Regions from separate parts of the Homo sapiens genome. Here region 1 is linked to region 2. A link is a loop called in an ENCODE intact Hi-C map of the cell type or tissue named here. Cell type or tissue: psoas muscle. All regions are shown on one strand. Each heading gives the region's core, and the rest is flanking DNA. Links, peaks and the distances in the headings are about the cores only. Region 1 overlaps GFOD2 (Gfo/Idh/MocA-like oxidoreductase domain containing 2). Region 2 overlaps DUS2 (dihydrouridine synthase 2).

What was found. Hi-C counts contacts between places; a loop is a spot of excess contacts. Peaks named below come from ENCODE experiments on the same cell type or tissue, not always from the same donor. Only the 100,000 strongest peaks of a DNase experiment are listed, where the experiment ranks them.
Region 1: it touches region 2 in a loop (2.9-fold over the local background); 2 of 110 quality-filtered maps call a loop at or near these places.

The regions. Positions count from the first base shown.
Region 1 is chr16:67,687,894-67,704,227 of GRCh38, forward strand. All of the region lies in intron 1 of GFOD2 (Gfo/Idh/MocA-like oxidoreductase domain containing 2), which reads right to left. Among named protein-coding and RNA genes, the nearest start is that of GFOD2, 23 kb to the right of the region's middle. In psoas muscle, for the core only: no CTCF peak of the experiment used is centred there; no DNase peak of the experiment used is centred there.
Region 2 is chr16:68,031,553-68,047,886 of GRCh38, forward strand. DUS2 (dihydrouridine synthase 2) reads left to right here. Exons shown (of 17, transcript NM_017803.5): 3 at 6,454-6,597. The coding sequence starts at 6,472. Among named protein-coding and RNA genes, the nearest start is that of DUS2, 16 kb to the left of the region's middle. RefSeq lists a silencer at 12,991-13,180. In psoas muscle, for the core only: CTCF peaks have their summits at 9,207 (motif pointing left) and 9,411; DNase peaks (open chromatin) are centred at 6,800 and 9,189; H3K27ac peaks cover 1,343 bases.

The sequences.
Region 1 (16,334 bases), core at 3,920-11,919, 340 kb before region 2:
GCTTGAGCCCAGGAGTCAAGACTGCAGTGAGCTATGACAGTGCCACTGCACTCTAGCCTGGGCAATAGAGTGAGACTGTCTCAAGAAAGGAAAAAAGGTTTTTTTGTATACAGATATTTACTATAGCATTGGCTATCATAGTGAAAAACTGGGAGACAATCTAGATGTCCAATACAAGTAATGGGTTAGATAAAGAATGCTGTGGAGTTACTGAAAACCATGAAGTAGAAGGCCCTCAATAACCTGAAAGACATTCACCACATTGTCACTGAAAGGGAAAAACACACACTATCAGAAGTATGGGGTTTTTTTTAAAAAAAGCACACAAAAGAAGTATAATAGGTATGAGTATATATATAAGGATATCTGTAATATATCTATAAAATATCTCTATTCAATGCTGTAGAAGGACTAGAATACTCCTGAATTTATTGATTGCTGAGGTTGATGGGATTATGAATGATTTTTATTGTTTCTTTTCAATTTTTGAACTTTGCCAAATTTTCTGAGACATGATTCTGTCTTATTCATTGTAGAGTTTTTCTTCTGATCACAAGGGTTATACAATAAAGAACAAAACCAAACAAAAGTCCTTTGCTTGGGATCAATGTCGTGGGAAAACCAAGATGAGATGTAGGTGTGCTCAGAATATCAGGGTTCCCCATCCAACATTTCCCCCAGCTAAACCAGCAGTTCCCCACTCCATATTAGCATCACTGGTAACCCTAGACCCACTGAAACAGACAAGAGTGATGTGGGCCACATCACCGTCATTTTCTTTTTCTCTTTTTAAACTTTAATGTTATTTTAAAAATTGTAGTACAATATACATAAAATTTACTTTTTTTTTTTTTTTTTTGAGACGGAGTCTCGCTCTGTCGCCCAGGCTGGAGTGCAGTGGCATGGTCTTGGCTCACTGCAAGCTCCGCCTCCCGGGTTCACGCCATTCTCCCGCCTCAGCCTCCCAAGTAGCTGGGACTACAGACGCCCCCCCACCATGCCCAGCTAATTTTTTTTTTGTATTTTTAGTAGAGACGGGGTTTCACCGTGTTAGCCAGGATGGTCTCGATCTCCTGACCTTGTGATCTGCCTGCCTCAGCCTCCCGAAGTGCTGGGATTACAGGCGTGAGCCACCGAGCCTGACCTACTTTTTGTTTTTTTTTTTAAAGACAGTCTCACTCTGTTGCCCAGGCTGGAGTGCAGTGGCGCAATCTCAGCTTACTGCAACCTCCCCCTCCTGGTTTCGAGCGATTCTCCTGCCTCAGCCACATGATAGCTGGGATTACAGGTGTGTGTCATCACCCCTGGCTAATTTTTGTATTTTTGGTAGTGATGAGGTTTCGCCATGTTGACCAGGCTGGTCTCGAACTCCTGAGCTCAAGCGACCTACCCACCTTGGCCTCCCAAAGTGCTGGGATTACAGGCGTGAGCCACCACGCCCAGACCATCTTAACTATTTTTAAGTATATACATCAGTGGTATTAAATACATTTACAGCTGGGCGTGGTGGCTCATGCCTGTAATCCCAGCACTTTGGGAAGCCAAGGTGGGTGGATCACCTGAGGTGAGGAGTTTGAGACCAGCCTGACCAACATCGTGAAACCCCATCTCTACTAAAAATACAAAAATTAGCCGGGCGTGGTGGCATGTGCCTGTAATTCCAGCTACTCGGGAGGTGGAGACAGGAGAATTGCTGGAACCCGGGAGGCGGAGGTTGCAGTGAGCTGAGATCAAGCCACTGCACTCCAGCCTGGGCGACAGAGCAAGACTGTCTCAAATAAAATAAAATAAATAGGTAAATAAATAAATAAATACATTTACATTGTTGTGTAACCATCACCACCACCCTGGTGGATGGTTACTTCTGGAACTCTTTTCACCTTGCAAAACTAAAAACTCATTAAATAATACCCATTATTCCCATTAAATAATAACTTCCCATTCCCACTACCCCCGCCCCAGCCCCTGGCAACCATCATTCTACTTTGTCTCTATGAATTTGACTACTTTAGATACCTCATCTAAGTGAAATCATGCGTTATTTGTGCTTTTGTGACTAGCTTATTTTGGCTAGCATAATGTCTTCAAGGTTCACCCTTACAAACCTTGTAGCATATGTCAGGACTTCCTTCCTTTTCAAGGTTGAGTAATATGCCATTGTATGGCTGATCCATTCCTCTATCAATGGACACCTGGGTTGCTTCCATGTTTTAGCTACTGTGAATAATACTGATATGAACATGGTGTACAAATATCTCTTCTAGACTCTGCTTTCATTTGTTTGGGGCATATACCCAGAAGTGGAATTGCCGGGTCATGGTAATTAGATTTTTAATTTTCTGAGGAACCACCATACTGTTTTCCACAGTGGCTGTACCATTTTACATTTCCTCCAACAGCGTGCAAGACTTCTGATTTCTCCACGTCCTCACCAACCCTTGTTATTTTCTGGTGTTTTTTGTTGGTTAGCCGTTCTGATGGATGTGAGGTGACCATTATTCACTATTTTTTTTTTTTTTTTGAGACAGAGTCTTGTTCTGTCACCCAGGCTGGAGTGGAGTGGCACTGGTCTTGAACTCCCGACTTCAAGTGATCTGCCTGCCTCGGCTGCCCAAAGTGCTGGGATTACAGGCATGAGCCACCATGCCTGGCTTCATCATTCACTTTTATCGTTCACTTTTAAAGCCCCCCAGGTGATCCTAGTGTGCAGCCACCAGCTGAGAACCTCTGAACTATGTTTAACGCATGTGAAAAATTATCTACATTTGGAGTCATAACAAAATGTCCTGTTTGTTATATGTACACTTTCCTGAACCTTCTCACCCTCTGTATTATGATTAAAAGGACAAATCTGTCATTAAGAGGGAAAAATCTCTAACACAACTATTTTAACTTCTATGTATTACCTTTGGTAACATCATTTTACCAATAATTTTATAAACACCATACGGTCCCTTTGTTTACCAATTATTTATTGATTCTTTTTTGAAATGGAGTCTCACTCTGTCATCCAGGCTGGAGTGCAGTGGCACAATCTCAGCTCACTGCAACCTCCGCCTCTTGGGTTCAACCGATTCTCATGCCTTAGCCTCCCGAGTAACTGGGACTACAGGCATGTGTCATCATGCCCAGCTAATTTTTATATTTTTTAGTAGAGATGGGGTTTCACCATGTTGGCCAGGCTGGTCTTAAACTCCTGACCTCAGGTGATCCGTCTGCCTTAGCCTCCCAAAGTGCTGGGATCACAGGTGTGAGCCACTGTGCCTGGCCTACCAATTACCTTTAAAAAGCTAACTACTCCTGATCTTGGTCACTATCATAATTTTTATTTTGAGACAGATTCTTGCTCTGTTGCCCAGGCTGGAGTGCAATGGCTTGATCATGGCTCACTGCAGCCTCAACCTCACAGGCTCAAGGGATCCTCCCACCTCAGCCTCCTGAGTAGCTGGGATTACAGGTGCACACCACTGTGCCTGGCTAATTTTTGCATTTTTTGTAGAGACAGGGTTTCACTATGTCACCCAGGCTGGTCTCGAACTCCTGGCCTCAACTGATCTGCCCATCCTGGCCTCCCAAAGCGCTAGGATTACAGAAGCAAGTCACACTGTGCCTAGACCCCCCCCCAAAAAAAAAAAAATTAAGACTCTGCGGCAGGTCCCTCTGCATAGCACAGCTTCTGCTTTCTTTGAGATGACCAACTCCTGGAACTCCTCTCTACCCTACATCTTCCCTCCTCTGTAAATCTTTTCTGACTGTACCCCCCCAGGAGCTCCTCCCTCTGCACCTTCTATATACTTGCAATAGGAACTAAACTTACTCCTCTTTTGTGTCCTCAGGCCCACAAACACAGCAGGCCCTCCACTGATTAGTGAATGAATAAATTAATGAACTCACTGTGCTCAGTAAAGTGTTTTCTGGATGCGCCTACTCACTGGTGTCACCAGCTTCTCATGGCCACATTCGTCCATGAAACACCAAAGTTACCCTCTGAAAACATACTGGAGGTTCTATCCTCACGTGCTACTGATAGTGATACAGAATCGTACAGCTGTTCTGAATAACAAGTAATCTGGCCTTATATATAATTAAAACTATGCATTTTGTGACTCACAAATTCTACTCGTGTGTGTGTGTATGTGTGTTCCCAAAGAAATTCTCATAGGGATGCACTGATAAGGGATACAAAGATATTTACCACATCATGTCTGAGGTGCAGAGTTGGAGACAATCTGGGGATCAGAAGTGGGCAGGTAAAGTGTGGGGGATATACCCACTGGGGTTCTCTGCAAGTTAGAAACAATACTAGATGAATACAGTCACATGAATGAACTTGGTAAAAAAAAAAAAAAAAAGAAAACATAGCGAGCTCTAATACATTATTTATATAAACTAAAAATACACACACAGGCTGAGTGCGGTGGCTCACGCCTGTAATTCCAGCATTTTGGGAGGCAGAGGTGGGCGGATCACCTGAGATCAGTTCACGACCAGCCTGATCAACATGGCAAAACCCCATCTATACTAAAAAATAAAAAAATTAGCTGGATGTGATTGTGCACGCCTGTAGTCCCAGCTACTCAGGAGGCTGAGGCAGGAGAATCGTTTGAACCCAGGAAGCAGAGGTTGCAGTGAGCTGAGATAATGCCACTGCACTCCAGCTTGGGTGACAGAGCAAGACTCTGTCTCAAACAAAACAAAACAAAACAAAAACCCACACACATGCACAGAAACAAAAATGCTTCATAGGAAATTATACAAATGAAAGGATACATACTAAATACATTTACAGGGGATAGGGAAACCAGAGTAGAGAAAGGGGATAAAGGGGAATAATTTAAAAAAAAAAAAAAAGGCCGGGCACGGTGGCTCATGCCTGTAATCTCAGCTCTTTGGGAGGCTGAGGAGGGCGAATCACGAGGTCAGGAGATTGAGACCATCCTGGCTAACATGGTAAAACCCCGTCTCTACTAAAAATACAAAAACAAAATTATCCAGGCGTGATGGTGGGCACCTGCAGTCCCAGCTACTCGGGAGGCTGAGGCGGGAGAATGGCGTGAACCCAGGAGGCAGAGCTTGCAGTGAGCCGAGATTGCGCCACTGCACTCCAGCCTGGGCGACAGATTGAGACTCTGTCTCAAAAACAAAAACAAAAAAAAAAGGAAAATGTGGTTCTAAAAGGAATCCTTTCTCACTTTTTAAATAAAAAGCTTGCATTTCAAACACAAAGTGACAGATATATGTACCTCTGGTCCTACTAATGGGACACCATCACAAGCTCCCTGATCTAGCCAAATCCAGGGAGTAGCACTGCATCTGCATATTTAGCCAGGACCACTTATAATTCAGACAAAGAACCTTATTTCAAATTAGCCACCACACCTGGCTTTTTGGGTTTTTTTTTTTTTGACACAGTCTCACTCTGTCACCCAGGCTGGAGTCCAGTGGTGCCATCTCGACTCACTGCAACCTCCGCCTCCTGGGTTCAAGTAAGTGGCTGGGACTATAGGTGCGTGTCATCACGCCCTGCTAATCATACCTGGCTAATTTTTTGTGTTTTTTGTAGAGACAGGGTTCCATCATGTTGCCCAAGCTGGTCTCAAACTCCTGGGCTCAAGCAATCCTCCTGCCTTGGCCTCCCAAATTGCTGGGATTACAGGCATGAGCCATGGTCCCTGGCTAGAATCTTTTTTGGGAAGTGGAAAAATGTACATTACAGAATGTACCATTTTAAACCATTTTTAGGTGTACAGTTCAGTGCACTAATACATTCGTATTGTGCAACCATCACCAACATCCACCTCCAGGACTTCATCATCATTCCATACTGAAACTCTGTACCCAGCCAAAATTAACCATTTTAAAGTGAACAATTCAGTGGCCGCTGGGTGCAATGCCTCATGCCTGTAATCCCAGCACTTTGGGAGGCTGAGGTGGGAGGATTACTTGTGCCCAGGAGTTTCAGGCTATAGTGGGTTATGATCATGCCATTGCACTCCAGCCTGGGTGACAGAGCAACAGAAAGACTCTGTCTCAAAAACAAAAAACAAACAAACAAACAAAAAAACCAACCCCCATAATCCAGTGGCATTTAGGACATACTTTTTTTTTTTTAAGACAGAGTCTTGCTCTATCACCCAGGCTGGAATGCAGTGGTGCAATCTTGGCTCACTGCAACTTCCACCTCCCGAGCTCTGAGGCTGAGGCGATTCTCCTGCCTCAGCCTCCTGACTGGCTGGGATTACAGGCACACGCCATCACACCTGGCTAATTTTTTTGTATTTTTAGTAGAGACAGGGTTTCACCATGTTCGCCAGGCTGGTCTCAAACTCCTGACCTCAGGTGATCCGCTCGCCTGGGCCTCCAGAAGTGCTGGGATTACAGGCATGAGCCACTGAGCCTGGCCTAATTTTTTATTTTTTGTAGAGATGGGGTCTCACTGTGTTACCTAGGCTGGTCTCAAACTCTGGCCTCAAACTCCTGGCCTCAAGCGATTCTCTCAGCTCAGCCTCCCAAGGTGGTGGGATTATAAGCGTGACCCACTGAGCCTGGCTTTTTAATAAAAAAGTTTTTTTTAATTTTATTTTAATATAGAGGCAGCATCTTACTATGTTGCCCAGGCTGGTCTTAAATTCCTGGCTTCAAGTGATCCTCCCACCTCGGCCACCCAAAGCACTGGGATTATAGGCATGAGACACCACGGCTGGAGAAATTGTTTTCTCAACTTCATTTTCAAGCCCAGCATCTCTTTTGCTCCTACTGTAGACACAAGTGTACTGGACTAAGAAAATGTCTATAGTAGGGGATGGTTTGTCAGCATAGCCCAGTATAACATCCTGTACTGCTCGATTCTATCTGAAGTACACCTGTTCCTTTGTGAACCACTAAATTACACATGACTTGGGCTGCCTCTAACTCCAGATCCCTGCCAATTTCGTGCCTCTTGTCTCCACTCTCTGTGACTGTGAAGCTTGGCTTGCCTCCTGTACTCTCACTGGGGTTGTTTTATTTTAACCAGCTTTCATTCTTTCTGATGGTAAACTGTCTGTGGCCACTCAGTCACCTTGCTTTCCTTTTCTACTTTCTCCATCTCTCTCTTTTTTTTTTTTTTTTTTTTTTTGAGACGGAGTCTCACTCTGTCGCCTAGGCTGGAGCGTAATGGTGCAATCTCGGCTCACTGCAACCTTTGCCGCTCCGGTTCAAGCGATTCTCCTTGCCTCAGCTACTACCTCAGTAGCTGGGGTTACAGGCACACGCCACCATACCCAGCTAATCTTTGTATTTTTAGTAGAGACAAGGTTTTACCATGTTGGCCAGGCTGGTCTCGAACTCCTGACCTCAGGTGATCCACCCGCCTTGACCTCCCAAAGTGCTGGGATTACAGGCATGAGCCACTGAGCCCAGCCACCATCTCTCTCTTTTCTCTTTGCTAATTCTGCCCCTACAGGCTTCTCTACTAGTTTTCTTAGAAAACAGGTCAAGCACACAGTTATCTTCTACAATTTTCATGTCCTGGACTCCCTTCGGCTATTTGGTCACTGTCTGCTTTTACAGGTGTCTTGGTTATTTACAGGTTATGGCTGTTATAGGAGCTTGACAGTGTCAAGCATGCAGCATTAGGTAAGTAGTGAGATTCTACTTAAGTTTTTTTTTTTTTTTTTTGAGACGGAGTCTCATTTCTGTCACCCAGGCTGGAGTGCTGTGGCATGATCTTGGCCCACTGCAACCTCAGCCTCCTGGGTTCAAGCGGTTCTCCTGTCTCAGCCTCCCGAGTAGCTGGGATTACAGGCATGCGCCACCATACCTGGCTAATTTTTGTATTTTTAGTAGAGACAGGGTTTCACTATATTGGCCAGGCTGGTCTCGAACTCCTGACCTCAGGTGATCCTCCTGCCTCGGCCTCCCAAAGTGCTAAGATTACAGGCATAAGCCACTGTGCCCAGCCAAATTTTGTTGGTCATTAATTACTAATTGTTACAGGGCTAAGGGAGTGAGACACAGTCCATGTCTTCTCTAAATTCATGCCCAGGGCACACCTCCTCCACTCTCACACCGTGTTCCTTCTCACCCTAGTTGTATTTGGGTATATATAGGGAATGTATGTATCCACTACATAGGGAACCCTTTTTTTTTTTTTGAGATCGAGTTTCGCTCTTTTTGCCCAGGCTGGAGTGGTGCAATGGCACGATCTCGGCTCACTGCAACCTCCACCTCCCAGGTTCAAGCGATTCTCCTGCCTCAGCCTTCCAAGTAGCTGCGATTACAGGAGCCCGCCACCATGCCTGGCTAATTTTTTGTATTTTTAGTAGAGACGGGGTTTCACCATGTTGGACAGGATGGTCCCGATCTCTTGACCTCGTGATCTGCCCGCCTCAGCCTCCCAAAGTGTTAGGATTACAGGCGTGAGCCACCGCGCCCGGCCGGGAATCTTTTTTTTTTTTTTAAATGATCTATTACGTATCTATGACCAACTTAGATGTCTCCTCTTCAAAAGCTGTGTAGGAATATGAGGATGATAATTTTGAGCCAATATGAAGTGAAAAATATATATAAGTATCGGTAGCTTAAAACAACAGAATGGACTAGAATTTTTTTTCTTTTTTGAGACAGTCTCGCTCCGTCACCCAGGCTGGAGTGCAGTGGCGCGCTCTTGGCTCACTGCAAGCTCTGCCTCCTGGATTCACGCCATTCTCCTGCCTCAGCCTCCCGAGTAGCTGGGACTACAGGCACCCACCACCACACCCGGCTAATTTTTTGTATTTTCAGTAGAGACGGGGTTTCACCATGTTAGCCAGGATGGTCTGGATCTCCTGACCTCGTGATCCGCCTGCCTCAGCCTCCCAAAGTGCCGGGATTATAGGCGTGAGCCACTGCGCCCGGCCGAAAAATTTTTAATAACCTGTTTTACTGCCACTGACTCAAAGGGAAGCTTCATCAACTCCCATAAAGGGGTATTGGCTGGCCCCCGAGGAAGCCAGATGGCATGAAGGCAGGCAGGCTTGCTGACTAGGTATTTCCTGCCCAAGCAGGCAGAGCTGGTTTTCCTTGTTAATTTCAGTGGCTACCCTTTCTCACCCCTAAAATTTCCCCACTCTTTGTCTTTAACATCCTTGCACATATCCTTCAGATGCCTCCAAAGATCTCCACAAACCCAGTCCTGCCAAGACCACATACATTTCCCATCACCACATGCTGGTCAGGAATGAAGTGTGCCTTGGCAGGACAGGCTATATACAATTTGACAAGGCCTTGCCTGGGTTCAAATCCTGGCTCTGTCACTTTCCAGCTGGGTGACCTCAGGTAAGTCCTTTAGTCACTCTGTATCTCCATTTCCTCATCTGTAAAATGGGGAAATTTTATCTACCTCACAGGGGATTTAAGGATTGAGTTAATATTTGTAGAATACTTATAATTGGGCCTGGCCAATTAGATATGAGTCAGTACATAGGGAATCTTTTTCTGAAAAAAAGATATCTGTTAACTATCTGTGACTGACTTAGATGTCTCTTCTTCAAAAGTTGAGTAGAAATATGAGGGTCATAATTCTGAGCTAATATGAAGTGAGTATAATAGGGCAGCCAGTGTTTAGTCTGTCCCTTGTTCCATGCAACCCTGTTGTACAGATAAGAAAACATGCTCAAAGAGGTGAGGTAACTCTCCCAGGGTTCCACGCCTGGCTGTGTGCATGACCTGCTACAACCAGCATGAAACCTTGAGCAGGTTACTTCACTTCTCTGAGCCTCTATAAAAACAAGAAAGAAAAAGAGTCATTTTGTAACATGTGCATGTGTGGAGCAACTCTTCTTCCATCCTTCCTCATGAGTGTGAGCCAGGCAAGTTCCTTCCACTGTCTGCTCTGGGGGTGACTGTTTGCCTCTGATCCACTGTTCAAAACCAATACTAATCTGGTCAATGTCTCACCTTTTCTGAGGAGCTAACGAGGGAGCTGTGGGACATAAAAAGATGAAAAGTCCTAATTTCAGGGGTGACAAGTCAGCAAGGTGAGTAGGAGCCAGAACTGGTGGCGTAAAGTGTTAATCTCAAGAGTTTGGACTTTGACAGGTGGGTGTGCTCAGTATTCTTGGTCTGCTCCTCCTTCCCTACCTGATCCTCTCTGCCCTGCTTTTTGTCTCTGGAGTCAGAAGGTCAGTCTCTAAAGCCCTGGGCTCCAGGTCCTCTGGCTTCCATCTGAGTCCAGCCAAGGGAAAGAACCAGGAAGAGATCAGCGAGCAGGAGGAAAGGCCAAGGTGTTTATTTTTTGCCTTCTCTCCCTCCCAGGATATGGTTCTGGCAGAGCTGTGTTCCTTAACCAAGGTCACAGCTCCTTTAGAGGACCCCTCTCTCCCATGGCCATTGCTTTTGCTGGGTTCCAGTGACACATCCCCACTCCGTCATTGCACCTAGGGTGGGGACACTACCTTGCCAGTCCCTGGGTGCTCCACTATCCCTTGTATGTTTCCTTTACTACTCACACTATTGTGAATAATCCCTTCATTAAAGAGTTTTTAATTAACCCTTTGAGTACACTGACTGTTTCCTGTCTAGACCTTGACTAATGCAGGTAAGCAATAAGAACCATTGGATTTTTTTTCTTTTTCTTTTTCTTTGAGATGGAGTCTTGCTCTGTCACCCAGGCTGGAGTGCAGTGGCGTGATCTTGGCTCATTGCAACCTCTGCTTCCAGGTTCAAGCAAGTCTCCTGCCTCAGCTTCCCGAGCAGCTGGGATTACAGGTGTGCGCCACCATGCCCAGCTAATTTTTGCATTTTTAGTAGACACGGGGTTTCCCCATATTGGCCAGGCTGGTCTCGAACTCCTGACCTCTGGTGATCTGCCCACCTCGGCCTCCCGAAGTGTTGGGATTACAGGCGTGAGCCACTGTGCCCGGCCTGCATTTTTTTTCTTTAATTTGGCAGAAAGACGTAGGTAGGATAGAGTTTAGGAGACATTAGACACAGAGAACCAGTTAGGATATCAAGTAAGACATAAGGAGGGTCTAATGGAGGGAATGAAATGGAGCAGACAGTTATCACTAGGATTTGGGATTATCAGCAGGGTGGGAGAGCCAAAAAAATAAAATAAAATAAATAACTGAACTATAGACCAATACGTCTCATAAACTTAGGCACAAAAATCCTCAACAAAATATTAGCAAATTAAATCTAGCAATGTGGCTGGGCGTGGTGGCTCACACCTGTAATCCCAGCACTTTGGGAGGCCAAGGCGGGCGGATCATGAGGTTAGGAGATTGAGACCATCCTGGCTGACATGGTGAAACCCCGTCTCTACTAAAAATACAAAAAATTAGCCAGACGTGATGGTGGGTACCTGTAGTCCCAGCTACCCAGGAGGCTGAGGCAGCAGAATCGCTGGAACCAAAGAGGCAGAGGCTGCAGTGAGCTGAGATCGCACCACTGGCACTCCAGCCTGGGCAACAGAGCAAGACTTCATCTCTAAAAAACAAAACAAAACAAAAATAAATAAAAATTAAAAAAAAAATACACCATGACCAACAGGGGTTTAATCCCAGGAATGCAAGGCTGGCTCAACATTCTAAAATCAACTACTATTGGATAGGAGAATGTGGTGTTTTTTTGTTTGTTAGTTTGGTTTGAGACAGAGTCTCACTCTGTCACCCAGACTGGAATGCAGTGGCGCAATCTCGGCTTACTGCAACCTCCGCCTCCTGGGTTCAGGTGATTCTCGTGCCTCAGCCACCCGAGCAGCTGGGACCACAGATGTGTACCACCACGCCTGGCTAATTTTTGTACATTTTGTAGAGAAGGGGTTTTGCCATGTTGGCCAGGCTGGTCTCAAACTCCTGGCCTCAAGCGATCCACCAGCCTCAGCCTCCCAAAGTGCTGGGGTAACAGGAGCAAGCCACCGCGCCCAGCCTGGATAGCAAAATGTTTAACTGAAAAAGAAAAAAAAAAAAGGCCAGGTGCAGTGGCTCACCTGTAATCCCAGAATTTTGGGAGGCCAGGAGTTCAAGACCAGCCTGGTGAACATGGTGAAACCCTGTCTCTACAAAAAACAAACAAAAAAAGCCAGGTGCAGTGGCACACACCTGTGGCTACTCAGGAGGCTCAGGAGGGAGGAACACTTGAGCCTGGGAGGTGGAGGTTGCAGTGAGCCATTTTTGCACCACTACACTTCAGCCTGGGCAACAAGAGCATGACCCTGCCTCAAAAAAATAAAAACTAGGCCAGGCGCGGTGGCTCACGCCTATAATCCCAGCACTTTGGGAGGCCAAGGTGGGCAGATTGCCTGAGCTCAGGAGTTTGCGACCAGCCTGGGCAACAAGGTAAAACCCCATCTCTACTAAAATACAAAAAAATTAGCCGGTCATGACAGTATGTGCCTGTAGTCTCAGCTACTTAGGAGGCTGAGGCAGGAGAACTGCTTGAACCCGGGAAGCAGAGGTTGCAGTGAGCTGAGATCGTGCCACTGCACTCCAGCCTGGGCAACACAGTGAGACTCCGTCTCAAAAAAAAAAAATTAAATTTAATTTAAAAAATAAAATCAATTACTATAACTTACCGTATCAGTAGTCATTAGACAGCATTAATTAGAAATACAAATTAAGGCCGGGCACGGTGGCTCACCTGAGGTCAGGAGTTTGAGACCAGCCTGGCCAACATGGTGAAACCCTGCCTCTACTAAAAATACAAAAATTAGCCAGGCATGGTGGCGGGTGCCTGTAATCCCAGCTGCTTGGAAGGGTGAGGCAGGAGAACTGCTTGAAGTCGTGAGGTAGAGGTTGCAGTGAACTGAGATTGTGCCACTGCACTCCAGCCTGGGTGACAGAGCAAGACTCCATCTCAAAAAAACAAAACAAACAAACAAACAAAAAACAAATTAAGGCTGGGTTCAGTGGCTCATGCCTGTAATCCCAGCACTTTGGGAGGCCGAGGCGGGCGGATCACCCGAGATCAGGAGTTTGAGACCAGCCTGGCCAACATGGTGAAACCCCGTTCCTACTAGAAAAAAAAAAAAAAATTAGCCAGGCATGGTGGTGCACGCCTGTAATCCCAGCTACTCAGGAGGCTGAGGCAGGAGAATCGCTTGAACCCAGGAGGCGGAGGTTGTAGTGAGCCGAGATTGTGCCACTGCTCTCCAGCCTGGGTGACAGAGTGAGACTCTGTCTCAAAAAAAAAAAAAAAAAGAAATACAAATTAAAACTTATTAAATACACATTACAATGTCTGAAATTCAGAAAACCTGATATCAAATACTGGCAAGGGTAGGAAGCAACTATTCATTATTGGCGAAAATGTAAAATAATATAGCCACTTTGGAAAAGTTTGCCATCTTATAAAGCTAAATAGATACCTATCACACAACCTAGCAATCCTACTTCTAGGTTTAGTACTTACCAAGAGAAATGAAAACTTATATTCACACAAAAACCTATATGTGAATGTCTACAGCAGCTTTATTCATAATTGCCACATCTTGTAATCAACACAAATATCCTTCAATAGGTAAACAGATAAACAGTAGTATATCAACGCCAATGGATACTATTCAGCAATAGAAAGAACATACTACGGATATATGCCACAATGAACAAATCTCAAATGCATTCTGCTAACTGAAAGATGCCCTACTTAAAGGCACCATACTGTGTGATCCCATTTAAATGCCATAATGGAAAAGCAAAACTATAGGGACAAAGAGTAGATCAGTGGTTGTCAAGGGTTGGAACTGGGGCTAAGTGTAGACAACAAAGGGGCACAGGGGAATTTTTGTGGGGTGATGAAACTGTTCTGTATCTTGTCTAGGGTGGCAATTACATGACAGCATTTGTCAAAACTGATAGCACAGAATATACAGAAAAAGGATAAACTTCACTGTTCTGTAAATTATACTTCAATCAATGTGACTGACCCCACTTAAAAAAAAAAAAAAAAAGACCCTGAAGTTTTAAGCCTAAGTGACTGAGAAACTGCAGTGTCCTTAAGAGAAACATGGAACCCAAAAGGCCCGACTGTTGAGACTTTGGTGTGGAGGCTGAGATTTGTGAATTGTTTTTTCCCAGACTGCCTGAACATCATCTTACCTTCTGTGTATCTAGTCTGTAGAACCCCAGCTTCTGCCAAACTAGAGGCCACGACCCACTGCCTATCACAGGGGTGGGAGAAATCCAATCTGGTAATTGTTTTTGTAAATAGTTCTATGGGTATGACAGAACACAGTCATACCCATTTGTTTACCTACTCCTTTATTTATGGTTGCTTTTGTACCACCAACAGCAGAATAGGTACAACAGAAGCCATACGGCCCACACAGCTTAAAATACTTAAAATTTGGAGGCCGGTACAGTAGCTCACACCTATAATCCCAGCAGTTTGAGAGGCTGAGGCAGGCGGATTGCTTGAGGCTAGGAGTTTGAGACCAACATGTGAAACACTGTCTCTGCTAAAAATACACAAATTAGCCAGGCTTCAGGGTGTGCGCCTGTAATCCTAGCTACTCAGGAGGCAGAGGCAGAAGAATCACTTGAACCTGGGAGGCAGAGGTTGCAGTGAACAGAGATCATGTCACTGCACTCCAGCCTGGGCAACAGAGTGACTCTGTCTTAAAAAAAAAAAAATTTACAATTTGGCCCTTTACAGAAAAGATTTGCTGACCCCTGCCCTACGCTCTGTTATAAGGCCCAGGAACTCCAACTGACGCAGTATTGTCATGAAGGTAGCCAGGATTTTTTTTTTTTTTTTTTTTTTTTTGAGATGGAGTCTCGCTCTGTTGCCCAGTCTGGAGCACAGTGGCACAATCTGAGCTCACTACAACCTCTGCCTCCTGGGTTCAAGTGATTCTCCTGCCTCAACCTCCCGAGTAGCTGGGATCATAGGCATGTGCCGTGCCTGGCTAATTTTTGTATTTTTTAGTAGAGATGGGGTTTCACCATGTTGGCCAGGCTAGTATTGAACTCCTGACCTCACATGATCTGCCTGCCTCGGCCTCCCAAAGTGCTGGGATTACAGGAGTAAGACACTGCGCCCGGCCAGTAGCCAGGATTACAGTAAAAAAAGAATCACCCACCTCACTGTGTGTGAGAAATCAGATTCTGGGAATTTTGGAGTCAATGGATAACTTTAGAGGTCACTCACTCATTAGGCAGCTTGTATAGTGGTTAGACCCTCAGCAGAAGGTGCCTAAGAATTCTTCTTTCCTGACAAGTCTTTATAACGTTGGGGTTTTAAAGTGCAGAGTTAAAACCTGTATTTCCTGGCCAGCCACGGTGGCTCATGCCTGTAATCCTAGCACTTTGGGAGGCTGAGGCGGGCGGATCACCTGAGGTTGGGAGTTCCAGACCAGCCTGACCAACATGGTGAAACCCCATCTCTACTAAAAATACAAAATTAGCTGGGCATGGTGGCGCATGCCTGTAATCCCAGCCACTTGGGAGGCTGAGGCAGGAGAATCGCTTGAACCCAGGAAGTGGAGATTGTGGTGAGCCGAGATAGCGCCTTTGCACTCTAGCCTGGGCAACAAGAGCAAAACTCTGTCTCAAACAAAACAAAACAAAACAAAACAAAAAGGAAAAAAAAACCCTGTATTTCCTAGCATTCCTTGTAAAGAGGTGTGTCAAATGAGATAAATATAGAAGGTATAGTTTGGCAGAATGTCTGGAAATGTTCTTTAAAGGAGGCAATCTCAACTGGCAGGAACTGTCACCCCTGCCCCTTTCTGTCTGGAATTACCACCAGGAGGTGACTTGAGGATAAAACACAATTTCTTGCAGATTTTGACACTGAAAAGATGAATCAGATGTTACCTGTACCCTCAAAGAACTCCACAGATCAGACAGGCACTTGAGCAAATCTGTCATATGGTAGACAGGCAGAGCAACAGAAACTTGCCTCTGTTGCAGAGAAGAGCACCATTAACTACAGGGGCTAGAGGCAGTGTACAGGCAGGAAAGACTTCCTGGAAGAGACGACATAACTCCCCATTACCCATGTGCCCAGCCCCTGGCAACCACCATTCTACTTTCTGTCTCTGAATCTGACTGCCCTAGGTACCTCACATAAGTGGAATCATACAGTATGTGTGCTTCTATGTCTGGCTGATTTCACTCAGCGTAATGTCCTCAAGGTTCATCCATGTTGTAGCATGTGTCAGATTTTCCTTCCTTTTATAAAGGCTGAATAATATTCCGTCGTGTGTAGATACCACATTTTGCTTATCCATTTATCTGTCAGTGAATGCTCGGGTTGCTTCTACATTTTACTATGTCCATAATGCTGCTATGAACTTGGGAGTACAAATTATAGTTTTTTGACCCCGAGTTCAGTACTTTAAATTTTCACTCTAATAAATTTCATTTAGTTTA
Region 2 (16,334 bases), core at 4,254-12,253:
GGCTTGCCCTTCTGTGCATCCTGGATTATAATCCTTTTCTCTCATTCTCAAATAAACTCAACATGTTTGGAGGTATTTTTCTTTAATGTCTTTTTTTTTTAAGGTTAACAGGATATTATGTCCATGTAACTGAAGTTAAGGTTATTATTTTTTATTTTTTGAGATGGAATCTCACTCTGTTGCCCAGGCTGGAGGGCAGTGGTGCGATCTTGGCTAACTGCAACCTCTGCCTCCCTGGTTTGAGTGATTCTCCTGCTTCAGCCTCCCGAGTAGCTGGGATTGCAGGTGCACACCACCATGCCTGGCTAATTTTTTTATTTTTAGTAGAGACAGGGTTTCATCATGTTGGCCAGGCTGGTCTGGAACTCCTGATCTCAGGTGATCCTCCTGCCTTGGCCTCCCAAAGTGCTGGGATTATAGGCATGAGCCACCTCGCCCAGCCAAGGTTACTGTCTAAGAAATTGAGCGTAATAGAGGAGACCAGCCCTTAAAAGGAATGGTAGAAGAGATTGGAAATGAGTGACTAAAGTGGTGATGTGGGTGTGATCTCAGGGTGGGGTGAGTGGTTGTGGCAGTAACTGGGAAAGGCATGGGGGCTGCCTAGTTTTTCTCAGAGGAGCCTCCTTAGAGGCAGGGTGTGTCAGGCACCTCTGACTGAGTGCCAGAGGAAGTTGCCAGACCAACCACCCTACAAGAGGCTGTCCTCTTGGCTACCACAGTGGTAAGTATTCAGTCACACCTTACTAAGCAGCCTCTAAAGGTCATGTACCTGGCTCAGTGCTAGAAATCTGGCAGTGAACTAAGCAGCCACACTCCTGTTCTTGTAGAGCTTGTTGTCCTGGTGGTCTCCAGGAGGAGCTGAGGATTGAACAAGAAACTACAGCAGTCAGTGTGGACACATGGAGTGTAACTGAGCTGCAGAGAAATGTAGGGTGTTTGGAAAGCATGGGACCAGGGACCTGAATTTGATTTTCTGTAGGGACGTATCTTCACAAAGGGGGCATTCAAGGACAAGGGGACCTTAGCATGGGCATGCATGACTGAGTTGGAGGAGTATTCCAGACAGAACTGCAAGTGGGCAGGCCCCAGGGAAGCAGACAGTTTGGTGTGGGAGACTTTAAAGGAAGGCCAGGGTGGCCGGGCACAGTGGCTCACACCTGTAATCCCAGCTCTTTGGAAGGCCAAAGTGGGTGGATCACCTGAGGTCAGGAGTTAGCTGGGTGTGGTGGTGGGTGCCTGTAATCCCAGCTACTCGGGAGGCTGAGGCAGGAGGCTGAACCTGGGAGGTGGAGGTTGCAGTGAGCTAAGATTGCGCCACTGCACTCCAGCCTGGGCAACAGAGTGAGACTCCATCTCAAAAAAAAAAAAAAAAAAAAAAAGGGAATGCCAGGGTGGCCAGGGCCGAGAGGGAGGGTGAGAGAGACACAGGTGAGGGTGAGGCTGGAGAGGTGGGTAGGGACTGATCATGCAGGGCCTTGTGGGCCATTAGAAAGGTTTAGGATTTTTCCTAAAGTCAGTGGGAAGCCATTGAAAGGTATAAACGGGGGAGTGGTATTATCAGAGTTGCCTTTTTAGGATCCCATGCTGGCAGAATGGATAGGAAGGGGCAAGTGTAGATTTTGGGAGACACATTTGGGGGCTGTGCTAAAGTCCTGGCAACAGATGAGCGGAGGGTTTCTGGTGCGCAGTTGTGGCCATTGGCATGTAGTAAAGCATGTGGGTTAGTTATATTTTGAAGGTTATTTCAATAGAAGTCAGTGATGGATTGAATGTGGGGAATGTGGGTTAAGAATGAGTAATTGGGAGACTGGAGATGCTATTAATGAAATGGGAAAGATTTTCTTTCTACATATTGGACTGGTTAACATGTTCTCTTCCTTTAGACCTTGGATCAGAGATTATTTCTTTTTAAAATTATTTTTATTTAAAAATTAAAAAAAAATTTTTTTTGAGACAGGGTCTTGCTCTGTCACCCAGGTTGGAGTGCAGTGGCATGATCATGGCTCACTGCAGCCTCAACCTCCCAGGCCCAAGTGATCCTCCAACTTCATCCTCCCAAGTAGCTGAGACTACAGGTGCTAATTTTTTTTTTTTTTTTTTTTTTTATATAGAGTCTTGCTGTGTCACCCAGGCTGGAGTGCAGTGGCACAATGTCAGCTCACTTCATCTCCTGGGTTCAAGTGATTCTCTTGCCTCAGCCTCCTGAGTAGCTGGGATTACAGGCGCATGCCACCACGTCTGGCTAATTTTTGTATTTTTAGTAGAGATGGGGTTTCACCATATTGGCCAGGCTAGTCTTGAACTCCTGACCTCGAGTGATCCACCCACCTCGTCCTCCCAAAGCACTAGGATTACAGACATGAACCACCGTGCCCAGCCCAATTTTTGCATTTTTTGTAGAGATGGGGTTTCACCATGTTGCCCAGGCTGATCTTGAACTCCTGAGTTCAAGCAATCTGTCCACCTTGGCCTCCCAAAGTGTTGGGATTATAGGCGTGAGGCACCTTGCCTGGCCTAGTTTTATTTTTATTTTCAAACAGGGTCTCACTGTCACCCAGGCTGGAGTGCAGTGGTATGATATCAGCTCAGCTCGGCAACCTCTGCCTCCCAGGCTCTAGTGATCTCACCTCAGCCTCCCTAGGAGCTGGTACTACAGGCATGCACTACCACTCCTGGCTAATTTTTATGTTTCTGTAGAGATGAGGTCTTGCCATGTTACCCAGGCTAATCTCCAACTCCAAGCTGATCTCCCATCTCCAACTCAAGCGATCTCCCCACCATGGCCTCCTTAGTGCTAAGATAACTGGCGTGAGCCATTGCCTGTCTTTTTATTATTTTTATTTTTTGTAAAGATGGGATTTTGCTATGTTGGTCAGGCTGGTGTTGAACTCATGGCCTCAAGCAATCCGCCCACCTCAGCCTCCCAAGTAACCGGGACTATAGGCATGTGCCACCACCCCCAGCTAATTTTATTTATTTTTTTATTATTTTTGGGTAGAGATGGAGTTTTGCCATGTTGTCCAGGCTTGTCTCAAACTCCTGAGCTCAAGCAATCCATCTGTCTCATCCTCCCAAAGCACTGGAATTATAGCATGAGCTACCATGCCTGGCCTCTTTGTGACTGTTTAGAGGAGACCATATTTGGTTAGAATAAATCATATTAGGCTGGGCATGGTGGCTCATGCCTGTAATCCCAGCACTTTGGGAGGCCGAGGTGGGCGGATCACGAGGTCAGGAGTTCAAGACCAGCCTGGCCAATATGGCAAAGCCCCATTTCTACTAAAAATACAAAAATTAGCTGGGCATGGTGGCGCATGCCTGTAGTGCCAGCTACTCTACTCGGGAGGCTGAGGCAGAAGAATTGCTTGAACCCGGGAGGCAGAGGTTGCAGTGAGCCAAGATTGCACCACTGCACCACTCTAGCCTGGGCAACAGAGCAAGACTCTGTTTAAAAAAAAAACAAAAACATAATATTAGCAGTAGTTTTCTTTGGGACGTGAGATTCTGATTTTCTTTTTTCCTCCTGTTGGCTCTCCCTTCAGAGTATTTCTAGAATGTGACCACTTCTCAACACCTTCACTACCAGCTCCAGGGTCTGAGGGAGCCACCATCATCTTTCATGTTGATTACAGAATCGCCTTCTCTCTGGTCTTCCTGCATCTGTGCCCCCGGATAGTCCACTCTTAGTGCAGCAGTCATAATGATCATGTAAAAATATGAGACAGTTCATGCAGAGCTAATGAAATTCTCAGCGTATCCTACAAGGCTCTACATGATCTGACCATTGTATCCTGTTTTCTTACTGCTGTTAACATTGTGTATCTGACTCTGTGTTTTCCTTTTTTTTTTTTCTTTTTCCTTGCTCTGTTGCCTAGACTGGAGTTTAGCGGTATTATCATATCTCACTGTAACCTGAAACTCCTGGGCTCATGTCATCATTCTGCCTCAGCCTTCCAAATTACTCTGACCATAGGCATATGCCACCATGCCTGGGTAATTAAATAAAATTTTTTTTTTTTGGTAGAGACTGAGTTTATGTTGCCCAGGCTGGTCTGCAAACTCCTGGCCTCAAGCAATCCTCCTGCCTTGGCCTCCCAAAGTGCTGGGATTATAGGCATGAGCCACCGTGCCTGGTCTCTCTTCTTCATTCTATGTGGTTTTTTTTTTTGGTTTTTTTTTTTTGAGACATTTACCCTCTGTTACCCAGGCTGGAGTGCAGGGGCGCAATCTCAGCTCACTGCAACCTGTGCCTTGCAGGTTCAAGCAATTCTCGTGCCACAGCTTCCCGAGTAGCTAGGATTACAGGTGTGTACCACCACATCCCGCTAATTTTATATATATATATATATATATATATATATATATATATATATATATACACACATACATACACATATATATACACACATATGTTATATATATATATACATATATATATTATTTTTATTTTTATTTTTATTTTTAGATGGAGTTTTCCTCTGTTGCTCAGGCTAGAGTGCAATGGCGCGATCTTGGCTTATTGCAACCTCCACCTCCTGGGTTCAAGCAATTCTCTTGCCTCAGCCTCCAGAGTAGCTGGGACTACAGGCATGCATCAGCACAGCTGGCTAATTTTTTTTTTTTTTCGAGACAGAGTCTTGCTCTGTCGCCCAGGCTGGAGTGCGGTGGCATGAGCTCGACTCACTGCAATCTTCCGCCTCCTGGGTTCAAGAGATTCTTTGCCTCAGCCTCCCAAGTAGCTAGGATTACAGGCACTTGTCATCATGCCCAGCTAATTTTTGTATTTTGAGTAGAGACGGGGTTTCACCATCTTGGCCAGGCTGGTCTTGAACTCCTGACCTCAGGTGATCCACCTGCCTCTGCCTCCCAAAGTGCTGGGATTACAGGCGTGAGCCACCTCACTCGGCCCAGCTGGCTAATTTTTGTATTTTTAGTAGAGACAGGGTTTCACCTTGTTAGTCAGGCTGATCTGGAACTCCTGACCTTGTGATCCACCTGCCTCAGCCTCCCAAAGTGCTAGGATTACAAGCGCGAGCCACAGTGCCCAGCCTAATTTTTTATATTTTAAGTAGAGATGGGGTTTTGCCATGTTGGCCAGGCTGGTCTCGAACTCCTGACTTCAAGTGATCCACCCACCTTGGCCTCCCAAAGTATTGGGATTATAGGTGTGAGCCACTGCGCCTGACCACATTCTACGCTTTAACCACATTGGCTTTCCTGCTGTTCCTCTAACACAGTAGGCAATCTCTTGCCTCAGGACCTTTGCATTGGTTATTTCCTCTGCTGTGCATTCTTCTTGAGTAACTCAAATCTTTGCTCCATTTTTTTTTTCTTCTCAGGGGTCTTCATTGATCAAATCTTATCTTCTCATTAAAGCCCATGTTGACTTCTCTATTTCAAATTGCAACCCATCCCCAGCACTTTCAATCTCCCCTCTCTCTGCTCTAGCATTACCAGTTTTCCAACATACTATATAGTTTACTTATTTGTTATGCTTTTTGTTTTTTTGCCTATACTCTCTGGCTAGAATGAAAACTCTGCTTCAGATACTCCAGTGCAGGTATCTGAGTAAAAAAAAAATGATTGAAAACTGCCAGAGCAGGGATTTTTGTCTGTTTTTTTTTTTTTTCTCTAATGTATCCCAGGAGACTGGGTCAGTGACTGGCACAGACTAGGTACTTAATAAATATTCGTTAGATGAATGTATGTGCATGTATACTAATTTTTATGTTCAGGGAAAAGGAAAACAGGCCAGGTGCAGTGGCTCATGCCTGTAATCCCAGCACTCTGAGAGGCTAAGGTGGGCAGATCACTTGAGGTCTGGAGTTCAAGACCAGCCTGGCCAATGTGGTGAAACTCCATCTTTTTTTTTTTTTTTTTTTGAGATGGAGTCTTGCTCTTGTTGCCCAGGCGGGGGTACAATGGTGCCATGTTGTCTGACTGCAACCTCCGCCTCCCAGGTTCAAACAATTCTCCTGCCTCAGCCTCCTGAGTAGCTGGGATTACAGGTGCCCGCCACCATGCCCAGCTAATTTTTGTATTTTTTAGTAGAGATAGGGTTTCACCATGTTGGCCAGGCTGGTCTCAAACTCCTGACCTCAGGTGATCCGCCTGCCTCGGCCTCCCAAAGTGTTGGGATTACAGATGTGAACCATCGTGCCTAGCTGTAAAACTCCATCTTTACTAAAAATACAAAAATTAGCCGGTCGTGGTGGCAGACGCCCATAATCCCAGTTACTTGGGTTGCAGTGAGCCCTGCACTACACTGCACTCCAGCCTGGGTGACAAAGCAAGACTGTCTCAAAAACAAAAACAATCAAACATAAACAACCAACCAAAAGAAAATGAAAACTACTGTGTGCTGGAACCTTGAAGAAGGGAAGCCTGCTCTTGATAACAGGAGAGATTTTCTTCATTTGAATTTCTGACTCTTGTTTCCTCTTTTTTTTTCAGGCTGTAACAGAGGAGGAAATGATTTTGAATAGCCTCTCTCTGTGTTACCATAATAAGCTAATCCTGGCCCCAATGGTTCGGGTAGGGACTCTTCCAATGAGGCTGCTGGCCCTGGATTATGGAGCGGACATTGTTTACTGTGAGGTAAGGGGCTCTGATTTTCTGGGTGGGCTTCTCCACAAGTACAGACTCCTCTTCATTTGTGTGTGGGAGTGGTCAGGAGTTAGTGGGGACAGAATGGGAATTGACTTTATAGGTGTTCACCAAAGGCTGGAGGAGACAAACATGTGTGACACTGATGAGTCTTGTGAACCCTGCCAAGGTCCAGGAGCCTGGTAGCACAGAAGCGTTCTGGGATACCCTGGGCCGGGTGGATAGATAAGTCGCCTGACATGTCTGGGCAACATAGTGGGACCTCATCTCTATTTTAAAAAATAAAAGAGGCCTGGCACAGTGGCTCATGGCTGTAATCCCAGCACTTTGGGAGGCCAAGGCGGGCAGATCACCTGAGGTCAGGAGTTCGAGACCAGTCTGGCCAACACGGTGAAACCTTGTCTCTACTAAAAATAGAAAAATTAGCCAGGCGTAGTGTTACGTGCCTGTAGTCCCAGCTACTCGGGAGGGTGAGGCAGGAGAATTGCTTGAACCTGGGAAGTGGAGGTTGCAGTGAGCAAAGATCACGCCACTGCACTCCAGCCTGGGCAACAGAGCAAGACTCCATCTCAAAAAAAAAAAAAAAGATAAAAATAAAAAATAAAAAGAGGCTGGGCGTGGTAGCTCATGCCGTAATACTAGTACTTTGGGAGGCCAAGGCAGGAGGATCACTTGAGCCTAGGAGTTTGAGACCAGCCTGGGCAATATAGTGAGACTCTATCTCTTTTTTTAAAAAAATTTATATATTAAAAAAAATAAGCCTGGTGTGGTGGCTCACACCTGTAATCCCAGCACTTTGGGAGGCTGAGGCATGAGGATTACTTGAGTCCAGGAGTTCGAGACCAGCCTGGGCAACGTAGTGAGACCCTGTCTCTACCAAAAAATAAAAATATAAAAAATGTACAAAAGAAAAAGAAAACCACTATATAGAGAGAATGGAAGACTTAAGAGGAGATTGGCGGAAAACAAACCCTTATGTACTGGGTATGTGTGTTGGCGCATAGGAATTAATGACAGAAGAGGTAAAAGAATGAGAAAAATAGGCAAATTAAAAAGAGTGTAGTGTCAGGGAAGGCAAAAGTCAGGTTTGTTAACCATGTCAGGTAATGCAGAGAAATCCAGCTGCAAAAAGACCAAGCAGGTATTTGACTTGAAAATTAGGCTGGGCAGAGTGGCTCATGCCTGTGGGGGGCTAGGCAGGAGGATCGCTTGAGCCCAGGTATTCAAAACCAGCCTTGGCAACATAGCGAGACCCTGTTTCTATTTTTTTTTTTCCTTGAGACAGAGTCTCGCTCTGTCGCCCAGGCTGGAGTGCAGTGGCGCGATCTTGGCTCACTGCAAGCTCTGCCTCCCAGGTTCACACCATTCTTCTGCCTCAGCCTCCCGAGTAGCTGGGACTACAGGCGTCCGCCACCACGCCTGGCTAATTTCTTTTTGTATTTTTAGTAGAGACGGGGTTTCACTGTGTTAGCCAGGATGGTCTCGATCTCCTGACCTCATGATCCTCACGTCTCCGCCTTCCAAAGTGCTGGGATTACAGGTGTGAGCCACCGTGCCTGGCCCCCTGTTTCTTGAAAAAAAGCAAGGAAGGGAGGAAGGAAGGAAGGAGGGAGGGAGGGAAAAGAAAATTAGACCCCTGGAGGACAGCTCTAGCACATAGACATGAACACTCACGGAGTTAATGGCTTGAGGAATGAATAGCAGATGAGGGAATAGAAATAGGGCTGCCAACTACCCCTTCAGTTAAGGGAGGTACAGGCAGGTAGCCTGAGGTGGAGGAAGCAGGGTGAAGGGAGTTGTTTCTAGATGACTTGCATGTTTGTAGTATAAGAGGAAGGAAGGCATTAGAAGGAGGCCTGAAGATTCATTTGGGGGATTTGGCGTGATGGGTAAGGTCAGGGCTTGAAGAGGACAGGAATCTTTTTTTTTCTTTTTTTTTTTTTAAGACAGTGTCTCACTCTGCCTTCCGAGGCTGGAGTGCAGTGGCACAGTCTTGGCTCACTGCAACCTCTGCTTCCCAGGTTCAAGTGATTCTCCCAACTCAGCCTCCTGAGTAGCTGGGATCACAGGTGCCCGCCTCCATGTCCAGCTAATTTTTGTATTTAGTAGAGATGGGGTTTTGCCATGTTGGCCAGGCTGGTCTTGAACCCTTGACCTCAGGTAATCCACCTGCCTTGGCCTCCCAAAGTGCTGGGATTATAGGTGTGAGACACTGCACCCGGCCTTAGGATTGTTTTCAAGCCCTTTGGAAGTTTAGGGCCCACGATTTATGTGATTACTTCAGTATGTGACCCTCCTAATTGGGCAAGACTTGGTTTTCCTAGTAAATGTGCCCATTCCTTTCTTCCAGGGTCCTGCTCCTGTATGGAGCAGAGGAAATATGAATTAAAATCTGTTAGCATTGTTTGATGTGCTCTTCCCTGAGAGAGTCAGTATAACTTACAAATAAACAAAGGGGTATCTACCTAGGCAGAGACCTAAGCCTTCCACCCAGATCTGCCACCTATGGAGAGCAGACAGGCAGGCAGGTCAACCTAGGTTGTGTAGGTGGCTGGGACTGGGCCCCCGGGCATGGCTGAGTGTGGTGTCAGCGCCCCCTGGTGGATCCATGGTTGTTTTGCCAGTGAGCTTTGGAGTACCAGTTGCGTGGATGTTCTTACTGGGGGTGGCGGGGGGGAGTTGATGTGAGGTGGCCCATCTGTGGGATTAGATAATCAAATGACCTCACCCAGCTCACAGGACCTCGTGCATATCAAGCATGTAGGCACCTCCTTAAAAACCCCACAAAGTCGCCGAGCGTGGTGGCTCACGCCTGCAATCCCAGCACTTTGGGAGGCCAAGACAGGTGGATCACCTGAGGTCAGGAGTTCAAGACCAGCCTGAACAACATGGTGAAACCCCATCTCTACAAAAATACAAAAAATTAGCTGTACGCGGTGGTGCACACCTGTAGTCCCAGCTTCAGGCTGAGGCAGGAGAAACGCCTGAACCTGGGAGGCAGAGGTTGTAGTGAGCTGAGATTGTGCCACTGCACTCCAGCCTGGGCGACAGAACAAAACAAAACAAAACACAACCCACAAAGTCCTCAGCCTCTGGAGGATGAGCCAGTCTGTAAAAGGCAAGAGAGCCGTAGTCTTCCCACATCAGGGTCTGTCAGGAATTTTTGAGGAGTGATGACAGTTTTTGGGAGGTGCTGCAGAGGCCGCGTTCCTGTTTCTTTTTATAAGAATGGTGGGATTCTGGTGTTCCTGTCTGTGAAGAGACACTGACCTGTTAGACTTAAACTTCTTATTAAGTAGGATCAAGGGACAAGGCAATGTTCTTAAGAGACCCAGAGTCCTACAGCCCAGAGGCCCACAAATGATTGATTTAGGCCAAGCACAGTGGCTCATGCCTGTAATCCCAGCACTTTGGGAGGCCGAGGCAGGTGGATCACCTGAGGTCAGGAGTTCGAGACTAGCCTGGCCAGCATGGTGAAGCTCTGTCTCTACTAAAAATACAAATTTAGCTTAGCCTGGTGGTGCACACCTGTAATCCCAGCTACTTGGGAGGTTGAGACAAGAGAATCACTTGAACCCATGAGGCAGAGGTTGCAATGTGCCCAGTGCGCCATTGCACTCCAGCCTGGGTGACAAGAGCAAAACTCTGTGTCAAAAAAAAAAAAAAAAAAGAGAAATGAGTGATTTTTAAAAGTTTTTTTTTTCTTATTGTGACAAAAAACATACAAGATTTACTGTCTTAACCATTTGTAAGTGTACTGTTCAGTAGTGTTATGTATATTGACATTGTTGTGAAACAGACCTCCGGAACTTTTTCATCTTGTGAAACGGAAACCCTGCACCCATTAAACAGCAATTCCCCAGTTCCCCTTCTCCCAGCCACTGGTAACTACCATTCTACTTTCTATTTCTATGAATTTGACTACTTTAGATACCTTATATAAGTGGAATCATACAATATTTATTGTTTGTGACTGGCTTATTTCCCTTAGCATAATGTCATCAAGGCTTACCTATGTTATAGCATGTGACAAGATTTCCTTCTTTTTTAAGGCTGAATAATACTCTATTGTATGTATATATCACACTTGGTTTATCCATTCATCCGTTAATGGCCATTGGGTTGCTTCTATCTCTTTCAATTGTGAATAATGCTGCTGTGAACATGGGCGTGCAAATAATCTCTTTGAGACCCTGCTTTTAATTCTTTTGATTATATATCCGGAAGTGGGATTGCTAGATCATATGGTGGTTTTTAATTTTTTGAGGACCCTCCATTCTGTTTCCCATAACCATAATAGCTGCATCATTTTACAATCCCACTAACAGCACACAAAGCTTCCGGTTTCTCTACATCCTCAAAAATGCTTGTTTGATTGTTGTTTTTGAGACAGAGTCTTATCCTGTCACCCAGGCTGGAGTGCAGTGACCAGCCTGGAGCTCCTGGGCTCAAGGGATCCTCCTACTTCAGCCTCCTGAGTAGCTGGGACTACAGGCTTATGCCACCACACCTGGCTAATTTTATTTATTTATTTATTTTTATTTTTATTTTATTTTTATTTTTATTTTGAGACAGAGTCTCGCTCTATCGCCCAGACTGGAGTGCCATGGCGTGATCTCAGTTCACTGCAACCTGTGCTTCCTGGGTTCAAGCAATTCTTGTGCCTCAGCCTCCTGAGTAGCTGGGATTACAGGCATGCACCACTACACCTGGCTAATTTTTGTATTTTTGGTAGAGACGGGTTTTTCCATGTTGGCCAGACTGGTCTCGAACTCCTGGCCTCAGATGATCTGCCCGCCTCAGCCTCCCAAAGTGCTGGGATTACAGGCATGAGCCACCATGCCCAGCCACATCTGGCTAATTTTAAAATCTTTTGTAGAGACAGGATTTCGCTATGTTGCCCATGCTGGTCCCAAACAGGTGGCCTCAAGTGATCCCCTCACCTGGGCCTCTCAAAGTGCTGGGATTGGCTGGGCGTGATGGCTCACACCTGTAATCCCAGAACTTTGAGAGGCCGACTCAGGTGGATCACGAGGTCAGGAGTTTGAGACCAGCCTAGGCAACATGGTGAAACCCCGTCTCTACAAAAATACAAAAATTAGCCGGGTGTGGTGGTGCCCATCTGTAATCCCAGCTACTGGGGAGGCTGAGACAGGAGAATTGCTTGAACCCATGAGGCGGAGGTTGCAGTGAACTGAGATCACGCCATTGCACTCCAGCTCTGGGTGTCAGAGCAAGACTCCGTCTCAGGGAGAAAAAAAAAAAAAAGTGCTGGGATTACAGGTGTGAGCCACCGTGCCTGGCTCACTTATTGTTTTTTTGATGGTAGCCATCCTAATGGGTATGAGGTGATATTTCATTGTGGTTTATTTCTCTGATTAGTGATGATTAGTGATGGTGAACATCTTTTTATATGCTTTTTTGGCCATTTGTAGGTCATATTCACCCAGAATAGGTAATTTTTTAAAAACAACAAATTAAAAATTATGTTTTTAGAAAGAAATAATTTCTTTTCTTTTTTTTTGAGATGGAGTCTTGCTCTGTTGCCCACGCAGGAGTGCAGTGGCACCATCTCAGCTCACTGCAACCTCCACCTCCCAGGTTCAAGCAATTCTTCTGCCTTGGCCTCCCAGGGAGCTGGGACTACAGGTGCATGCCCCCATGCCTGCTTAATTTAGGTATTTTTGGTAGAGACGGGGTTTTGGCATGTTGGCCGGGCTTGTATTGAACTCCTGGCCTCAAGTGATCCTCCTGCTCGGGCCTCCCAAAGTGCTGGGATTACAGGCTTGAGCCACTGCACCGGGTCTGTGCTCTTGTAAAAAATCAATTAATCATAGATGTTTTGATTTGATTTATATCTGGACTCTCATTTCTGTTACGCTGGTCTGTATGTCTACCTGTATGCCAGTACCACAGCCTTTTTTTTTCTTTCTTCTTACTGGTGAATTGAGGACACAACACAGTCTTGATTATTGTAGCTTGGTAGGTTTTAAGATTGGGAAGTATAAATTCTCCAACTTTTTCTTCTCTTTCAAGATTGTTTTGTGTAATCTGGGTTCTTTGCATTGCTATATGAATTTTAGGATCAGCTGGTCAATTCTGCCAGAAAGGCAGCTGGGATTTTGATGGAGTTTGCATTGAATCTGTAGATTAGTTTACGGATTATTGCTGTCATAACAATATTTAGTATTCCAATCCATGAACATGAGATGTCTTTATTTAGGTCTTCTTTAATTTCTTTTTTTTTTTTTTTTTGAGATGAGGTCTCACTCTGTTACCCAGGCTCAAGTACAGTGACATGATCTCAGCTCACTGCAACCTATGCCTCCTGGGCTGAAGCCATCCTCCTACCTCAGCCTCCTGAGTAGCTGGGACTACAGCCATACTCCACCCCACATGGCTAATTTTTGTATTTTTTTGTAGAGTTAGGGTTTCACCATGTTGCCCAGGCTGGTCTCGAACTCCTGATCTCAAAGTGATCCGCCTGCCTAGGCCTCCCAAAGTGCTGGTATTAAAAGCATGAGCCATTGGGCCGGGTCAGGTCTTCTTTAATTTCTTTCAACAGTGTTTCATAGTTTTCAGTACATGAGTCTCATACCTCTTTTTTTGAATTATTTCCTATGTGTTTTATTTTTATTTACTTTTATTTTTTGAGGCAGAGTCCCGCTTAGTTGCCCAGGCTGCAGTGCAGTGGCGCAATCTCAGCTCACTGCAACCTCTGCCTCCCGGGCTCAAGCCATTCTCCTGCCTCAGCCTCGCGAGTAGCTGGGATTACAGGCGCCTGCCACCATGCCTGGATAATTTTTGTATTTTTAATAGAAATGGGGTTTCACCATGTTGGTCAGGCTGGTCTTGAACTCCTGACCTCAGGCAATCCACCCAGCTCGGCCTCCCAAAGTGCTGGAATTACAGGCGTGAGCCACTGTGCCCGGCCGTGTTATTCTTTTAGATGTTATTACAAATGGAATTTCTTAATTTCCTTTTGTATTGTTCATTACTAGTGTATAAAATATAATTGATTTTTGTGTATTGATCTTGTGTCCTTGACCTTGCTGAACTTGTTTATTAGCATGTATGTTCTCTTTCTGTCTCTCTCTGTCTCTCCTGTGTGTATATGTATGGGTGGGGGAAACTTCCACAGGCTTTCTATATACAAGATCACATCGGCCCAGCGTGGTGGCTCACACCTGTAATCCCAGCACTTTGGGAGACCGAGGCGGGTGGATCACCCATGGTCAGGAGTTTGAGACCAGCCTGGCCAACACGATGAAACCCCATCTCTATTAAAAAAAAATACAAAAAATTAGCTGGGCATGGTGGTGGACGCCTGTAATCCCAGCTACTAGGGAGGCTGAGGGAGGAGAATCGCTCGAACCCAGGAGGTGGAGGTTGCAGTGAGCCGAGATCACGCCACTGCACTCCATCCTGGGCAACAAGAGCAAAACTCTGTCTTAAAAAAAAAAAAAACATCATCTGCAAATATAGTTTTACTTTTTCCTTTCTAATATGGATGCCTTTTATTTTATTTTTTTTTCTACCTAATTGTCCTGGCTGGAACTTTCTTTTCTTTTTTTTTTTTGAGACGGAGTTTTGCTCTTGTTGCCCAGGCCCTGGAGTGGAGTGAAGTGACATGATCTTGGCTCACTGCAACGTCTGCCTCCCATGTTCAAGTGATTCTCCTGCCTCAGATTCCCAAGTAGCTGGGATTACAGGCATGAGTGGCTAATTTTTGTATTTTTAGTAGTTACGGGGTTTCACCATGTTAATCAGACTGGTCTCGAACTCCTGACCTCAGGTGATCCACCCTCCCCGGCCTCCCGAAGTGCTGGGATTACAGGCGTGAGCCACTGTCCCTGGCCTGGGAAACTTTTTAATTTTAAAATTTATTCTTATTTTCAAAATTTTAGATTCAGGGGTATATATGCGGATTTGTTACAAGGGTACCATGTGTGATGCTGAGGGTTTGGCTTCTATTGATCCTGTCACCCAGATAGTGAACATAATACCCAATAGGATCTTTTTTAGCCCTTGCCTCCTCTCTGCTTCCTGCCTTTTGAAGTCTCCGGTGTCTGTTGTTCCCATGTTTATGTTCGTGTGTACCCAATGCTTAGCTCCTGCTTATAAGTGAGAACATATGTTATTTGGGTTTGTTTCTGTGTTAATTTGCTTAGGATAACGGCTGCCAGCTGCATCTATGTTGCTGTAAAGTACATGATTTCATTCATTTTTTTTTTTTTTGAAACGGAGTCTCCTTCTGTTGCCCAGGCTAGAGTGCAGTGGCACGATCTCAGCTCACTGTAGCCTCCGCCTCCCAGGTTCAAGCGATTCTCCTGTCTCAGCCTCCCCAGTAGCTGGGATACAGGCCTGTGCCACCACGCTCGGCTAATTTTTGTTGGCATAAGCCAACTGTGCCTGGCCTTAATTTCTTGTTTTAGGACTATTCCCATTTTTTATTTCTTGAGTCAGATTCAGTAGTGTGTGTCCATTTCATGTAGGTTATCTAATTTTTTGGCATACAATGGTTTATATTATTTCCTTATAATACTTTTTATTTCTTTAAGGTCAGAAGTAACGTTTTCTCTCTCATTCTGATTTTTTTTTTTTTTGAGACGAAGTCTTGCTCTGTCGCCGAGGCTGGAGTGTAGTGGCACCATCTTGGCTCACTGCAAGCTCCGCCTGCCGGATTCATGCCATTCTCCTGCCTCAGCCTCCGGAGCAGCTGGGACTACAGGCGTCTGCCACCACACCCGGCTAATTTTGTTTTTGTATTTTTAGTAGAGACGGGGTTTCACTGTGTTAGCCAGGATGGTCTTGATCTCCTGACCTCGTGATCCGCCCGCCTTGGCTTCCCAAAGTGCTGGGATTACAGGCGTGAGCCACCATGCCCGGCCTTTTTTTTTTTTTTTTTTTTTTTTTGAGATGGAGTCTTACTCTGTTGCCAGGCTGGAGTGCAGTGGTGCGGTCTTGGCTCACTGCAACCTCCGCCTCCTGGGTTCAAGCGATTCTCCTGCCTCAGCCTCCCAAGTGGCTGGGATTACGGGCACGTGCCACCACGCCTGACTAATTTTTGTATTTTTAGTAGAGATGGAGTTTCACCATGTTGGCCAGGCTGGCCTTGAACTCCTGACCTCGTGATCCACCCGCCTCAGCCTCCCAAAGTGCTGGGATTACAGGCGTGAGCTGCCGCGTCTGGCCTCTCTCATTCTGATTTTAATAATTTTTGTCTTCTCTCTTTTTTTCCACTGGTAGTCTAGCTAAAAGTTTGTCAATTTTGTTAATATTTTCAAATAACAAAGTTTTTGTTGTTGTTGTTGTTGTTGTTGTCATTGTTGTTTTTTCCCGAGATGGAGTCTTGCTCTGTTGCCCAGGCTCTGGAGTGCAATGGCGCAATCTCGGCTCACTGCAACCTCCGCCTCCCTGGTTCAAGCAATTCTCCTGCCTCAGCCTCCTGAGTAGCTGGGATTGCAGGCATGTACCACCATGGCCAGCTAATTTTTGTATTTTAGTAGAGATGGGGTTTCACCATGTTGGCCAGGATGGTCTTGAACTCCTGACCTCAAGTGATCTGCCTGACTCGGCCTCCCAGAGTGCTGGGATTATAGACATGAGCCACCGTGCTGGCGTGTTTTTTTTTTTTTTTTGAGACAGGTGTCACTCTGTTGCCCAGGGTGGCATGCAGTGGCACAATCACAGCTCACTGCAACCTCGAGCATCTGGGCTTAAGCGAT